2 separate regions of the Homo sapiens genome follow, and region 2 is linked to region 1. A link is a loop called in an ENCODE intact Hi-C map of the cell type or tissue named here. Cell type or tissue: psoas muscle. All regions are shown on one strand. Each heading gives the region's core, and the rest is flanking DNA. Links, peaks and the distances in the headings are about the cores only. Region 1 has its middle 3.6 kb from the start of IFIT1B. Region 2 overlaps LOC105378419 (a long non-coding RNA gene).

The links. Hi-C counts contacts between places; a loop is a spot of excess contacts. Peaks named below come from ENCODE experiments on the same cell type or tissue, not always from the same donor. Only the 100,000 strongest peaks of a DNase experiment are listed, where the experiment ranks them.
Region 2: it touches region 1 in a loop (2.3-fold over the local background); 25 of 110 quality-filtered maps call a loop at or near these places.

The regions. Positions count from the first base shown.
Region 1 is chr10:89,372,970-89,375,884 of GRCh38, forward strand. It overlaps a transcript of LIPA not described here. Among named protein-coding and RNA genes, the nearest start is that of IFIT1B, 3.6 kb to the right of the region's middle. In psoas muscle, for the core only: no CTCF peak of the experiment used is centred there; a DNase peak (open chromatin) is centred at 1,502; H3K27ac peaks cover 1,685 bases.
Region 2 is chr10:89,295,164-89,298,078 of GRCh38, forward strand. The region is part of intron 1 of LOC105378419 (a long non-coding RNA gene); the gene reads right to left. It also overlaps a transcript of LIPA not described here. Among named protein-coding and RNA genes, the nearest start is that of IFIT2, 5.4 kb to the right of the region's middle. In psoas muscle, for the core only: no CTCF peak of the experiment used is centred there; a DNase peak (open chromatin) is centred at 1,188; H3K4me3 peaks cover 1,761 bases; H3K27ac peaks cover 2,187 bases.

The sequences.
Region 1 (2,915 bases), core at 265-2,764:
ATATAGACAATTCCAGGTGAATGAATATTTGACATGTAAAACAATGAAAGCACAGAAATTCAGTTAGAATTGGAACACGTGGGGCCGGACGCGGTGGCTCACGCCTGTAATCCCAGCACTTTGGGAGGCAGAGGCGGGCGGATCATGAGGTCAGGAGATCGAGACCATCCTGGCTAACACAGTGAAACCCCGTCTCTACTAAAAATACAAAAAACATTTGCCGGGCGTGGTGGTGGGTGCCTGTAATCCCAGCTACTCGGGAGGCTGAGGCAGGAGAATGGCGTGAACCCGGGAGGCAGAGCTTACAGTGAGCCAAGATTGCACCACTGCACTCCAGCCTGGGCGACAGAGCGAGACTCCCTCTCAAAAAAAAAAAAAAAAAAAAAAAACTGGAACACGTGGGAGTCAGCCAGAAAAGTAAATCAGAGTAGCCCAAAGATAGCCATCAAGACCCCTGAGGTGGTATGAAGATTACCAGGACTTTCAGAGCAGAGAAGTTCCTAGTAGCTGAGTATTTTCTCTGTGGACATGATTGGTGCAAGTTTGCAAACATGAGTAGTCTCAAAAGCAAACATCAGACACTCTCTGTAGAGGTCAGTGCACTTTGACCTACATCCTTTCTGGTATTGCATGGATTATTAAGGTGCACAAGGGGAAACCAAAGCATAGAAAAATAAAGTTCTAGACTCAGAGCCTCATAGAAAATAGGTATTTATTAGGAATTAGTCTCTGATCCAAAGCATTTGGACCTGAAAGGGATCCAGGGATCATTTGGAAAAGTATCTGTGAAACTTTAATGTACCAACAAATCATCTGGACATGTTAAAAGGCAAGTTCTCATTCAGGAGATCTGTAGAGGGGCCTGATATTCTGCATTTCTGGGCTTTTAGTAGTTGAGGATGCCACTGTAACAGACCATATCCTGAGTAGCAAAAATCTAGTCTAGTGGTTTTAAACCATGCACAAAAAAATCACTTTGGGATTACTTTTTTCAGAAAACTTACTGATAATACTCATGCCTGGGCTTCACTTCCAGAGATTCTGATTGATTGGGCTGGAGATTGGCTCAGGCATCTGCATTTTTAAAAGACTTCCAAGGAATTTTACAACCTTGCAGCCCAAGGTTGTAAACCACTGTTCAAGGCCAACCTTTTTCTATACCTGATGAGGAAACTCAGTGTTTAAGTGAAATCAAGTTCACTCTGCTAGTTCGTCGAACACAGAGCTGGTTCTGGAATGTTGATAGTGGTTAAGTTTTATTTCTCCAATGCTTAAGTTTCATTTCTACAAGTAGGCATCCTGCCCATTAGAAATGAGTTTCCCTCTCTAGTTTCCATTGTTTTTTTCCTATTTGTAGACACAGACACACACACACTCTCTCTCTCTCTCTCTTACACAATGTGTTGGCTGTTTCCTTATTGTTGCTCTGTCCTGTGTGGTTCATGGCTGTATTTATCCAAGGACACACTGGGCCAGATCCTGAATACCTAATCAGTTGAGCCAGAGCCTCACAGAACCAGGACTGCTGCCAAATTCAGTGACCACATGACAAACACTCACTCTGTTTCTCTGACACGCTGTTACTAGCAATAATTTTATGCATGAAAATTCCAAAGTCATACTACTCTCAGTGTAAGCAGCTCTCCTAATGTTCATTTCAGTATTTGCTTATGTTTCTATCCCTTTTAGAGTTGATTCAGGGCTAGTGCCTTACAGAAGATATTTGTATCTGAAAACACAATTGGCCTCCTAGAAGCTTCCCATCTGATACAGAACTGGAGAGAGAGAGCTGAGAGGAAATGAGTCCCATTCCAAAATCTCTTCTCCCCCTACACAGGTCCATCCTCACTAGGGAGAGGTTGAATGCCTGCTGCCCAAGAGGTACTGCTGGGCTCTATGTGTAGATATGGCCAGGGCTCCCTGACCTGAGCCTGAGATGGGAATATGTAGATTGCCCTGGCCTGAAGCTCAGAACAGGACACCCCTATCTCAGCAGCTGCACAGTCAGATATGACATGAAACACCTCTCTCTCAGTGCCCACTGGGAAAAATTGTAGTCTGGAAGGGCTCCAGCTAATGGTCAGCACAGACTGCACAGATAAGGGGACTTGTCCCACACTGTGAAAGCAACACTCACAATTACTGAATGCTGTTAAATGAGACATGCTTTCCATGCAATATCCCACTTCATCTCAACATAACCCCATGACGAAAGTCCTAGTGCTATTCCGATTCCATGGGTAAGTAAATGTGGCTTAGAAATGTGAACCAACTATCCCAAGATCACATGTCCAGTAAGCAGCAAAGTCCATTAATGACCCCAGGTAGTCTGATTCCAGGTGGCCTTCACTACTGAGCAACATCATCTTGTGCGCACAAAGACAAGTAAAGGTAAAGGGTTTTAATAGTTCTCATTATGCCCAAGCTGCAGAGCAAGAAAGGAAACCTCAGAAGAAAACATCCCATTGGCCCCAAATATAGAATAATGGTTGTTCTATGATGGGGTGCTATTGTCTTATACTCAGAGTACACAACCCCAAAATAAACAAGATGGCAAATATCTGTGCAGAACCCCCTCCATCAGGTGATTCTGTCACCTGACAGGTGTAGAAGGTTTTTTCTAATGGCCTTGGTTTGCTCAACCCCAGATGGAACAATGTTTGACTAACAATCATTCTTCCCTTTCAGCAAACTTGGTCTTCCACAGCAGGGCTACGTGGGCCTAGTTTCCTTTCCCTCATTCCCCTGAATGGTTCTAACCTCCATTTCTGTGCTGTCATTATGCTTAGAGAATTTTTCTGCCTACTTTTATTATTAGAGTATACTCAAGGAATAAAATGGGGATTCTCATTACTTAAGTAATGTTGAGATTTGGTGGGTTTATGGAAGAATACATGGATCTAAATGATATCCTG
Region 2 (2,915 bases), core at 127-2,626, 78 kb before region 1:
TTTGTGAATGAGTACAGAAGGGAATGTCATATAGGTGGGAACACATTGTTTTCAAATTACAGCCCATTGTGGGGATCAAGAGAACCCACTGGGCTACCTAAGTATTCCTCTAACAAGTGCGAATACTATTGAACAGTCACCAGCTCTTCTAGGTGGACAAAACTTCAGTTAAAAATAGACTCAAAACAAAAAAGAGGGTCAAATTTTTTAAAAAATCTCAAGGAAAAAGCATAGAGTTTCATTTTATAGAAGTAAAAGTATTTTTGCTTACATTCAATATATTATTTGGTTCTCAGACTTTAGCATCCATTATAATTATCTGGAAGGCTTATCAACACCTAGATTTCTGGGTCCCACACTGGAATTTCTGATTCTATCAGTCTAGAATGGGGCCTAAGAATTTGCACTTCCAGGTGATGCTGATATTGCTGGTGGCAAGTAGCAATATGAGAATTATTGCATTATACCATCTGTAGTTGATGTAACCCATTCCAGGAACAGGAAGCAAATCTATATTCTATATAAATGAAATCTATTGTTCTAGGAAATATGAACAGGGCCTATATTCCAGGAAAAAGACACATATATATTTGTAGCAACGAGGTTAGGCAGAACTCTTTCTAATAAGTTTCATTTTCTCAAAATAGAAATAACACCAGGAGAAAGTTGGTTTTCCTTTTCAGTTGCTATTTTGCAATCACATTGCATGCATAGTCTCACACTAACCCAGCTACTAAATCAGCTGATGCATACCTGCTGTGGTAACATTATATACAGGCACTAGCCATACAAATTTCTGAAGTGTAAATCAGTATCTCAACCATTTCAAAGCACAGTGACCATGGCAAAACCTTTCTCTATGCTTCTCCCCAACCAGTACCTTTATTCACAAGATTTTAAAATTCCTATCCAATAGTTTTCTTGAATACTGAGTTCAAAAAATAAATCAAACCAAACCCACAGCATTTCCACTTTCCTATTTCAGCATTTCTTAAAAACCTAACATACATTTCTGTAAGTACCTAATAGAACTTGTAAATAGAAGCCAGGCACTGTGGCTCATGCCTGTAATCCTAGCACTTTGGGAGTGCTTCCCAAGGCGGGCAGATCCCTTAAGGCCAGAAGTTCATGACCAGACTGGCCAACATGGCAATACCCCATCTCTACTAAAAATACAAAAATCAGCTGGGCCTGGTAGCTGGGCCAAGTAGCCAGCTACTTGGGAGGGTGAGGCACGAGAACTGCTTGAACCCGGTAGGCAGAGGTTGCAGAGAGCCAAGATCTCACCACTGTAGTCTAGCTTTGGCAACAGAGCGAGACTGTCTCAAAAAAAAAAAAAAAAAGAAGAAGAAGAAGAACTTGTAAACAGAAAAGGAACTTGAAACTCTTGCGTAAGACACAAAAGTAAGGGTTTCCAACTGGGACAGGCTTAGCTGTGCATCCTAATCAAAGGGTGGAGACTTTTTAGGAAGGATAGTTTCTTTTTCCTCCCTGCCCTAGGCAGAAAAAAAATTATGGTAAATAACTTTTCCCAAGACTGAATAACCTACCTTAACAACCTCAGTTTTGCTGGAGAATGTGTTCTATCTGTGCTTTGTGTAATTTTCTGACCTCAATCTTTGAGGTACTATTATTTTCTTTTGGGCCTATATACATGATTACCCCCTTTGTGACTAAGGGTATGAATAAGGAAAATACATTTCTTCTATCATTACAAAACACTATGGCTGTACATTGTGATTTGGGGATGTCAAATACCAGGGCAACAAGCAGGGATTTAAAATATGGTGGGGATTCTGGTTCAGGATGGCTGACTAGAGACATCAGACACCCACCCTCTCTAGAAAGAAGAACCAAAATTATGAATAGATAATTATACCTCGAATAGAACATCTAGGAGACAACACTAGAATTCAACAGAGAAGTCATGGGAAACACCCAAGGCGCAGAAGAAGAAGGTATCAAGTGGCCAGCTTGGCTGAGATTGGCCAGGATAACAGAGGGCCTTGGCATTTCAGGGAAAGGTCAAATGAGAGAACTTCAGCAGTCCACATCCCTCCTGCAAACTGCTGCAATCTGAAACATGAGAGAGTTTCTCTACCCATACAAACTCTGACACCAGTATGGGTGGTGATTTGGAGACCCCACAAGGGTATTTCATGAGACAGGGAACTCACGCTGGGTCTCTCAGCTCCCCCAAGACCTAAGCGGCACCATTGTGAGACTATAGTCATGGAATTACATCCTATCCTGGGAACCGCAGCTCCCATATCTCCATATCCCAGGAGCCCCCAGTGATATTTCCCAGTATCCACCCAGTGGGCTACAGTGACACAGCACTGGCTAGACCCAAAGGTAATACAGTGTCCGCAGCACCCCAGCCCACAGGGAGTACTACTCCCCAGGGAAAGAATGGTGCAATGTGCCAAAAAGACAGCCCCTGATACAAAGGAAACTAAAACATGTCCTTTCCAGAGCCTCCTGTTTGGGGCTGTGAGAAGTGACCCTACCCTTAGCAGCACCACAAACTCTGTACTCGGCCTCACAAGTGGATAGTGAGATACTCTCCCACTAGTGAAGCAGGCTGTGTGCTTGGGCTTACATGTAGAGAGCAGAGCCCCTTCTTGTCCTCTACACACTGCTGCAGGCACAGCCACTGATGCTACTACCAGAGGCTGGGGCAGGGAAGCCAGATGGCCGCCTGTCTGGTGCTGTGAGTGGTGACTGCACCCCCACTGGACGCATGGCCTCTGTGCCTAGGCTCACACCTAAAGAACAGCGTCTCTCCTCTCTCTGCACAGTGCTGCGGGGTTGCTATTACAGAGAATGAAAGAGCCTGAGAGCTGTGTGTCTGTGGTATAGGTGGCAACCCTGCACCACAGCCACTGCCAACATCAGTGTACACTTATCAGAAC